Linked DNA regions of Homo sapiens: region 1 is linked to region 2. Evidence: read pairs that join two places in POLR2A ChIA-PET (ENCODE). Cell type or tissue: PC-9. All regions are shown on one strand.

Region 1 (5,000 bases), 210 kb before region 2:
ACCTAAGTTTAATATTTAAAAAATGCATTCATCTGGCCGGGTAAAGTGGCTCAGCTGCAGTCAGGAGTTCAAGACCACCAGCCTGGCCAACATGATGGAACCCCGTCTCTACTAAAAATTAGCCGGGCGTGGTGGTGGGCACCTGTAATCCCAGCTACTGGGGAGGCTGAGGTTGCAGCGAACCGAGACTGCACCATGGCACTCCAGCCTGGGTGACAAGAGCGAAACTCTGTCTCAAAAACAACAACAAAACCGTTCATCCACACATTCTTTTACATTCACTGAAACCTACAAACATCAGGTCTGCAATGACAACAGTAAAGCAGTCTATGTATAGTAGCAATTTTGTTTTGCTTTTTGAGACCGAGTTTCAGTCTTGTCCCCCAGGCTGGAGTGCAATGGCACAATCTCAGCTCACTACAACCTCCACCTCCCAGGTTCAAGTGATTCTCTTGCCTCATCCTGAGTAGCTGTGATTACAGGTGCGTGCCCTCACACCAGGCTCATTTTGTATTTTTAGTAGAGACAGGGTTGCACCATGTTGGCCAGACTGGTCTCGAACTCCTGGCCTCAGGTAACCCACCTGCCTTGGCCTCCCAAAGTGCGGGATTATAGGTGTGAGCCACCATGCCCAGCCAGTAATTTTTAAAATTATTTTTTGTTTGGGGTTTTTTGGAGACAGGGTCCCCCTGTCACCCAGGCTCAGACCAGTGTGATCATGGCTGACTGCAGCCTTGACTTCCCAGGCTCAGGCTGATCTTCCTGCCTCAGCCTACTGAATAGCTGGGACTACAGGTATGTGCCATTATGCCCAGCTAATTACAAAAATTTTTTTTGTAGAGATGTGGTCTCACTGTGTACCCAGGCTGGTCTCAAACTTGAGGTCAAGCAATCCTCCCACTTTTGGCTCCCAGAGTGCTGGGAGGCATGGGTCACCATGCCTGGCCTAAGATGGTTTTTTAATTTAAAAGTAGATTATGAAAAATTTGGAAGTTGCCCACAAGCCCTGTATCCAATCATAAATCTTAGTGTGTCTTCCACCCTTTCCCAGGCAGCTCTACCACGACCTTACCTACAGTGCACACACAATGGCTCTTTCAGTTGTCAAGCGAGCTTTGAGGTGTGCCTGGAGCTTTGATTTTGCTTGGTCTCCAGAGCTTGATGGGGCACAGGCAGGATCAGGTGACAGCCCCTCCTCTTCAGAGCTGGGCTGCTCCAGTCTGGCTAGTGATTGTTCCCACTCCTTAGACTGCAGTAGCGGCCTCACTAGGAATCTCCTCCTGACCCTGGATGGATTAGCAGGCAGCTGATGCCCCTTTGGAATAAGGATCTCTACTAAGGGTCTGTCAGCATCCTGTGCGTCACTTCTTCAGACTCTGTTCTTTGTAGTAGTTGCCTTTTTGAGTCTATTTGTTATGGCTGCCAAAAGACCTCCCAAGGCAGATGGCCTGAGATTCTCTGTAGTTTGGAAGTCGCTTGGCCCTTTTGCTGTGCAAACCTCTGACTGGTGTCTGTTCTGTACGCAGAGTGTATGTGCACCTGGTGGGTGGCTGAAAATGTGCTGGCAACTTTGTAATGTGTGCCTGAAAATTCTGAGTCTTAGTAAGTTTCTTTCCTGGTTCCTTGGATTTATGAACAAGTACAATGTAAACACCGTTCAAGGCTGAATCAAACTTCAGCTAAGAAAACTGGAAATGCTCAGAACTTCTGCAGCCCAGGGGCCACATTATTTTTGGCCCAGCGAGGCCCATAGCTCCCGGGGTGATGATGCTCAGCCCCATGGGCCCTAATTACCACAGCTCATCTTTTTTCTGCCACCTCTTGCACAAAAGTAAAGCTGTTAATTTCACATCTTTAAAATGTGGTCCCTTCCAATTTTTGTGGTCATGAAGCTTTAGACCACTGTTCTCAAACCTGATCTTCACAATTTTTGCTACCGTCTATGTCTTACTTACTTTTACTTAGCTTTATCCTAAGTCATGGCTCACCAAATTGAACATGCATCCCATCACCTGGATGGGTTGTTAAAAGGTTGCTGGGTCTCATTCCCAGAGTTTTTGATGAAGTAGTTTCTACTAAGCACTTAGGTGCTAAGTGATGTTGACGGTACTTTAAGAACCACTGTCCTAAGCAATATCACCCATGAATTCCTAGTGACTTTTTTCTAGTACAAAATATACAGCCATAAATGACTGCGGTTCCTCTGACAGCACTCCAAATCTTGTGAATCCTGGTGGGAACTGCTGCCTCAGGGGAAGTGCAGGGTGACTTTGGCCTGATGTGCCTCAGCTGGCTCTGGAGCACCTCTGGCCCATCCCGTGGCCAAATCCATCCTTTAGTTTCCTAAGCACTCAGTTCCTAAGCACAGTGGGGAGGGCCAGGTGTTCCCATGGCTGGGGTTTGGAAGGGCCAACCTGTGGCAGTTGGCTTAGGTTGCTGCTTCCTCCTGACTGGCCAGGATGCTGTGCAGGCACCACTTTAGAGACGTCTTCCCTGGTTCCCGCCTGAGATCGATAAACATGGCAGAGGAGGCTCTTTGTGTGGGGCTGCCTCCACCTGGACATCAAACCTGTGGCAGGGGTTGCCTGGCCTTTCCAGGACACCAAGACTTCCTCTGTCTTGGATGGGGAGGACCTGGCGAGTGCCAAGCTTCTCCTCCCCGTGCCCTGCTGGACCCACTTAAGAGGGACTCGGGATCTGTCTTCTCTGCTATTTGCTGCAGAAGCACAGGTTGCTGGGAGCAGCGATCCTTTTCCCCTCTGGATCCAAAAGCGTTGCCTCTAACTGCTTACAAGGCGTTATCTTTCCAGTCCAAGGTGAATAAACCTGTTCTCGTTTTGCTTCTCACTTCTCCAAGAGGTCTCCTTTTCCATGAGGTCTGAGAAAACAGTCTTGGGACTTACCTATTGTGGCTCTTTCTTGACATGAACACTGCGTCTATGTTGCCAGATTTTTATCTCACACCATCCCATGTGTAAGGGAAAAAACCCAGAAATCGGCACAACTTCATAGTTTGTCTCCCTTCCCCAACCACACAGTGAGCTGCTTTACCAGACACCTTCCTAGAATGGAGGGGCTGGAGGAACTGACCATCAGCCCACAGCAGTTCCTTATTATCAGGGGTTCTTAGCTCATTCAGAGAAACCAAAGGAAAATGCCTCTAAATTATTTTCAAAGGGTCCATGAAACTCCTTTGCCCTATCAAAGAGCAGTCCTACTAAGAATACCTCAGGGTAGACCCTAAGGATGAGCCCTGCCTTGCAGTCACAAAGCTCAGCCACCATGTTTCTCAGACAAGGAGTAAGAGCAAGGACCAAGCAGGAGGAGGTTTGCAGAGCAAATGCTTAGGGTTTACGAAATGGAATAAACGGTCATGTCCAGCAGGCTGGATACAGGATTGTGCCTAGGGATTGGTGCGGGGGATGCTCCTATGAATAGGGACCCAAGAATTGTCACAACCAAAAAACACCCATAGTGTATATTTTAAAAACTTATTAGCAAAATGCCTTGTGATCATGCCCTTATTAGCTGATTAGCTGTTTCTAACTTTTGCCAAACCATGGCATAAGTGGCTAAGCCAGAATGCTCTGGAAACCAGACTGCCAGGGTTTCAATCCCGGCTTTATCCAGCTGTGTGATTCGGTAAGTTTCTGTACTCAGGAATAAGAGTGTGAACCTGTTTGATTCTCAAAGACTGCATGAATAGTATTTAGGCACAGTTTTGGGGTGGGGGTCATTGAGGGGAAAGGAAAAGTAGAGTAGAAAAATGAACTACTTTAGAACAACAAGGCTAACAGGCAAAAGCAATGAATCAAGAAAAAAAAAATCATGTGGTATTCTAGGCTGAGCACACGTTTATCTCCCACAATGAGAATCCATTAATGACAGCAAAGAGGAGAGGGAGGTCAGCAGTAGGGAGTTTCTGACACAGCAAAGTGGATACACATGAATCCTGAAAGGTGACCTCGCAAAGTGGAAGCCAGGGCCCTGAACACCAGCAAGACAGGCCAGTGGGGATAGGAGCTCATCTGCCCCCTGGAACACTGGAATGGAGAGGCTCCAATGGGGAACCCTAGCAGCCTACCTCAAGAACTGTTGTGGCCCACAAGAGCCAGGGCTGTAAAAAGAAATCCAGGGGCAGAGTGGAAGGCACGCCATGTAATACCCAGGATGAAAAAGAAAGCTAATAAAAGTCCAGAAAAACCACCATGAGAAAGTCAGGATCCAAACAGAACACAAGCTAAAATGGGGAGTACCTTTGAGCAACTGATGAAATATGAGGAGCAAACTCCATTCCATTTGACCTTAACCTTACGAACATTCATTCTCTCTTGAGGGATGCAGAAGTCAAGACATGAGGAGAGGGAAATGTAATCTTTGCACACTGCTTGACACAGCATTAAGCCCAGTTCACACTGTCATAACAAGTGTTTATCAGCTTCACCTTTTAAAAGGGAACTACAGATAATGCACAGAAAACAACTGGAAATATCTCCTTCAACAATGTGAAAGTGAAAGCAGAACCCAGCAATTAGCAAGCCTGAGAGGCAGAGGGTAGGGACACATCTTCGTTGTCAACGCTGAGGATTCAAGAGACATTGACAAAGATGATTAAATATTTTTAAAAAACAAAATGCTATTACAGATGCTCCTCAACTTACGATGGGGTCACATCCTGATAAACTCACCATAAACTGAAAATATCATAAGTTAAAATGCATTTTAATACACTTAACCGACCCACCATCCTAGCTCAGTCTAGCCTACTTCAAACATGCTCAGAACGCTTACATTCACCTACAGCTGGGCAAAATCACCTAACACAAAACCAATTTAATAATGAAGAGTTGAGGCCATGTGTGGTAGCTCAAGCCAGTAATCCCAGCACTTTGTGAGACCCAGGTAGGCAGTTCACTTGAGGCCAGGAGTTCGAGACCAGCCTGGCCAACATGGTGAAACCCCCGTCTCTACTAAAAAATACAAAAAATTAGCTCGGCATG
Region 2 (5,000 bases):
CTTTCCCCTTGCCTTTTGCTCTTTTTGGAGGCTGGCAAGATAAAGCCTCCACTTTCCCAAAGGTGCTTGAAGCTGGGAATGACCAGCGAGTTTGGGCTAATGAGCTGGAGGCAGAGTTGCTGAGTGGGGCCATCAGAAAAGCTTCTGGAAGGTTCACACTCCCCTGGCTGCCTCCTGGGCTTTCAGCCCTTTAGAGCTGTCCATCCTCTGGCCACAGTGATTGGGAATAGACACATGACCCAAATTGTTCCCTTGAGACTTGAAATCCTGCAGGAATAATGGGAAAAGGGGAAAGAGCTGCAATTGCCATGCTTGGGGAGTTAGCCTGTGAGTGAGGTTAACCCAGAGGAAAACACAGCCAAGGCATGGAAAGAATGAGTTCTGATGGTATTGAGCTCCTGGATTTAGCCATGCCTGAAGCTATCCCAGTCCCAGATTTTTTCAGGTCTATTAGCCAACAAGTCCTTTTTTTTTTGGCTTAGTTTGTGTTAATTCAGTTAACAGATATGTGTCAGTTACTGTTTTAGGTGCTGGGGCTACTCCAGGGAGCAAGTCCTCATCTCTTCCTTGCATTCCAGTGCAGGCAGACAGACAGTGAACAGGACAATATGTAACATGTACAGCATGGTAGATGGAGATGAGTGCTCTAGAGAAAAATAAAGCAGAGAATGGGGTAAGGGCAGGGCACGGTGGCTCACACCTGTAATCCCAGCACTTTGGGAGGTTGAGGCAGGCAGATCACATGAGGCCAGTAGTTTGAGACCAGCCTGGCCAACATGGCAAAACCCAGTCTCTCTACTAAAAATACAAAAATTAGCTAAGCATGGTGGTGTGTGCCTGTAGTCCCAGTTACTCAGGCGGGTGAGGCACGAAAATTGCCTGAACTCGGGAGGTAGAGGTTGCAGGGAGCCCAGATTGCTCCACTGCACTCCAACCTGGGAAACAGAGCAAGACTTTGTTTCCAAAAAAAAAGAAAGAAAAAGAAAGAGGTAGGAAGTGTTGGGGGGATAATGTTAAGTAGGTTTGCAAGGAAAGTCTCACTGAGAAAAAAATGGAAGGAGGTAAAGGAAGTTGGTGTGGGAAGAGCATTTCAGCAGAAGGAACAGAAAGTCTAAGAGCCATGCAGTGAGAGTGTGACTGGAGTTTTGAAGAAATAGCCATGAGGCTGGTATGGCTGGAATAGAGGGAACCAGGGTGAGAGTGGGAGGAGGTGAAGGCAGAGAGGCAATGGGGAGGAGACATGTCCTATAGGACCCCGTGGGCCATTGTGGGGACTATGGCTGCTCTCTGGGTGAGCTGGGAGCCGTGGAAGGCTCTGAGTAAAGAAAGCCCTGACCTGACGTTGGGTGCTAACAGGATCCTTCAGGCAATGTGGGAGAATAGACTGTCGGGGCAGGGATGGGACACAGACACCAGGGAGAAGGTGATTGCTAGAGTCCAGGTGAGACATGTGATGACCTGGCCCTGCGGTAGGGCAGAGGTGGATGAGGTGAAGGGTGATTGGCTCTTGGGTACATTTTTGTTTTTAAGCTACAGGATCTCTGTTGCCCAGGCTGGTGTACTATAGTGTGATCATAGTTCACTGCAACCTCGAACTCCTGGGTTCAAGTGATCCTCCCATCTCAGCTTCCCAAGTAGCTGGGACTACAGGCATGCACTACCATGCCTAATTTTTTTTTTTTTTTGAGACAGAGTCTCACCCTTGTCATCCAGGCTGGAGTGCAATGGCACAATCTTGGCTCGCTGCAACCTCTGCCTCCCCAGTTCAAGTGATTCTCCTGCCTCAGCCTCCCAAGTAGCTGGGATTACAGGTTCCCGCCACCACGCCTGGCTAATTTTTGTATTTTTAGTAGAGATGGGGTTTCACCATGTTGGCCAGGCTTGTCTTGAACTCCCAACTTCAAGTGATCCGCCCGCCTTGGCCTCCCAAAATGCTAGGATTACAGGTGTGAGCCACCCTGCCCAGCCTGGCTAATTAAAAAAATTTTTTTGTAGTGATGAGGTCTACTATGTTGCCCAGGCTGGTTTCCAGCTCCTGGCCTCGGGGGATTCTCCGGCCTCGGCCTTCCAAAGTGCTGAGATTATAGGCATGAGTCGCCATGCCTGGCTGTTTTGTGTGTGTGTGTGTGTGTGTGTACACGTGTGTGTGTTTGTTGTTGTTAAGAGCCAGAGTCTCACTCTGTTGCTCAGGCTGGAGTGTAGTGGCACAGTCATGGTTCACTGCAGCCTCGAACTCCTGGGCTCAAGCGATCCTCGGATCCTGGGTACATTTTGAAGGCAGAGCCAGCAGGATTTGCTGATGGATTGGAGGTAGAGTGTGGGAAAAAAAGAGGAATCCAGGATGATTCCAAGGTTTTGGCCAGCACAATGGGAAAAATGAAGGTGCCGTTTACTGAGATGGGGAGCCTGTGGGAGGAACAGATTTGTGGGCATGATCCCAGTCTCCACTCTGGACCGGTGGGGATGTCAGGTGGCAGTTGGATGTACAAGGGGAGCCTGAAGTTCAGTGAAGAGGCAGAGATACAAATTTGGAGTCATCCGCATATACAGAGATTTTCAAAGTCAGAGCCCAAATGGGATCCCTAGGGAGTAGGTGTGGGTAGAATAGAGAACAGGGCCTGTCTGGGATCCCCTGGGGCACGTCACATCTGGCAGGTGGAGAGGAAGAGAGAGAGCCAGGAAAGGAAGCTAAGAAGTAGCGGACACAGCAGGAGGAAGCCAAATGTGTCCTGGAAGCTAAGAAAGAAAATTGTTTCAGGAGGGAAGAAGTTAAATTTACCATGGGATTCACTAATTTCACTCCTAGGTGAGAAAATCTGTGTCCGTGCAAAGGTCCTCTGTGAATGTTCATAGTAGCATTATTCACAGTGACCAAAAAGTGGAGAGAGCTCACATGTCCATCAGTGGATAAATGCATAAACAAATGTGGTCTATCCCTACAATGGAATATGATTCAGACATAAAGGAATGAAGTATGACACATGCTACAACCTGGGTGAGTCTCAAAAACATAATGGTGCATGAAAGAAGCTAGACTCAAAGGACAAATATTACATGATTCTACTTTTTGAAATATCTAGAATCTGCACATTCATTGAGACAGAAAATAGATTAGAGGTTACCAGGGTCTGGAGGGGGTGGGGTGGAAAGAATTGGGAGTGAATGCAGAATTTCTTTCTTTTTTTTTTTTTTCTTTCTTTCTTTCTTTCCTTTCTTTCTTTCTTTCTTTCTTTCTTTCTTTCTTTCTTTCTTTCTTTCCTTTCTTTCTTTCCTTTCTTTCTTTCTTTCTTTCTTTCTTTCTTTCTTTCTTTCTTTCTTTCTTTCTTTCTTTCTTTCTTTCTTTCCTTCTTTCTTTCTTTCTTTCTTTCTTCACGGAGTCTCACTCTGTCACCAGGCTGGAGTGCAGTGGCATGATCTTGGCTCACTGCAACCTCCACCTCCCAGATTCAAGCGATTCTCTTGCCTCAGCCTCCTGAGTAGCTGGGATTACAGGTGCCCGCCACCACACCTGGCTAATTATTGTCTTTTTAGTAGAGACAGGGTTTCACCATGTTGGCCAGGCTGGTCTTGAACTCCTGACCTCAGGTGATCTGCCACCTAGGCCTCCCAAAATGCTGGGATTACAGGTGTGAGCCACCATGCTTGGCCTCCTTTTTTTTTTTTTTTCTTTTGGAGACAGTGCTTCACTCTGTCTCCCAAGCTGGAGTGTGGTGGCATGAGCATAGCTCACTGCAGCCTCGAACTCCTGGGCTCAAGTCATCCTCCTGCTCTAGCCTCCTGAGTAGCTGGGACTACGGGTGCACACTACAATGTCTGGCTAATTTTTCAATTCTTTGTAGAAATGGAGTCTTGCTATGTTGCCCAAGCTAATCTCAAACTCCTGGACTCAAGTGATCCTCCTGCATTGGCCTCCCGAGTAGCTGGGATTACAGGTGTGAGCCACTGTGCTTGGCTTGGATGCAAATTTTCAATTTGAGGAGACAAAAAAGTTTTGGAGGTGGATGTTGGTGACAGTTGTAAAACAGTGCAAATGTACTTAATGCTTCAGAACTGTACCCTTTTTTAAAGTTATTTATCAGATAATTTTTTATATACCTTAAGTTATAGGGTACATGTGCACAACATGCAGGTTTGTTACATATGTATACATGTGCCATGTTGGTTTGCTGCACCCATTAACTCGTCATTTACATTAAGTATTTCTCCTAATGCTATCCCTCCCCCATCCCCCCACCCCACAACAGGCCCCGGTGTGTGATGTTCCCCGCCCTGTGTCCAACTCTTCTCATTGGAACTGTACCCTTAATACCACTGGTTAAAATGGTCAATTTTATGTTATGTATATTTTACCAAACTTTTTGAAAAAGGAGAGAGAGAGCAACTGTGTCACATGCTGCTGAGGGGTCCAGGATGGATGAGGACTTTGAAGTGACCCTGGGATAGAGCCACATGCAGGGCGGGGGTGAGTAAGAAGAGAGAAATTTGAGATATAGACTCTTTGAGTTTTGCTGCAAAGAGAAGGAAAGAGATGGAGTTATAGCTGGAGATGAGGTCAAGAGACATTTTTTCACATAAAGATGAGAGAAAGGCTGGGCGCGGTGGCTAAGGTCTGTAATCCCAGCACTTTGGGGGACCAAGATGGGTGGATCACTTGAGGCCAGGAGTTCGAGACCAGCCTGGGCAACATGGCGAAACCCCATCTCTACTAAAAATATAAAAATTAGCCAGGCATGGTGGTACATACACGTAATCCCAGCTACTGGGGAGGCTGGGGCAGGAGAATCACTTGAACCCAGGAATCAGAGGTTGCAGTGAGTCAAGATTGTGCCACTGCACTCCAGCCTGGGCAACAGAGCAAGACTCTGTCTCAAAAAAGAAAAAAGAAAAAAAAGATGAGAGAAATGAGGGGCAAGATCCAGTAGTTAACCCCTCATGGTCCAAGCTGCCTGCTCTGCCAGCTGTCATCTTATGCACATTTCAGGTACCAGGGAAGCCGAAGG

Evidence for each region. Peaks named below come from ENCODE experiments on the same cell type or tissue, not always from the same donor. Only the 100,000 strongest peaks of a DNase experiment are listed, where the experiment ranks them.
Region 1: POLR2A ChIA-PET joins it to region 2 with 9 read pairs; 2 of 35 experiments call an interaction of 5 or more read pairs at or near these places.

What each region holds. Positions count from the first base shown.
Region 1 is chr20:49,100,651-49,105,650 of GRCh38, reverse strand. No RefSeq gene overlaps it. Among named protein-coding and RNA genes, the nearest start is that of CSE1L, 57 kb to the right of the region's middle. In PC-9, no CTCF peak of the experiment used is centred here; no DNase peak of the experiment used is centred here.
Region 2 is chr20:48,895,483-48,900,482 of GRCh38, reverse strand. No RefSeq gene overlaps it. Among named protein-coding and RNA genes, the nearest start is that of ARFGEF2, 24 kb to the left of the region's middle. In PC-9, no CTCF peak of the experiment used is centred here; DNase peaks (open chromatin) are centred at 2,092 and 2,972; H3K27ac peaks cover 2,195 bases.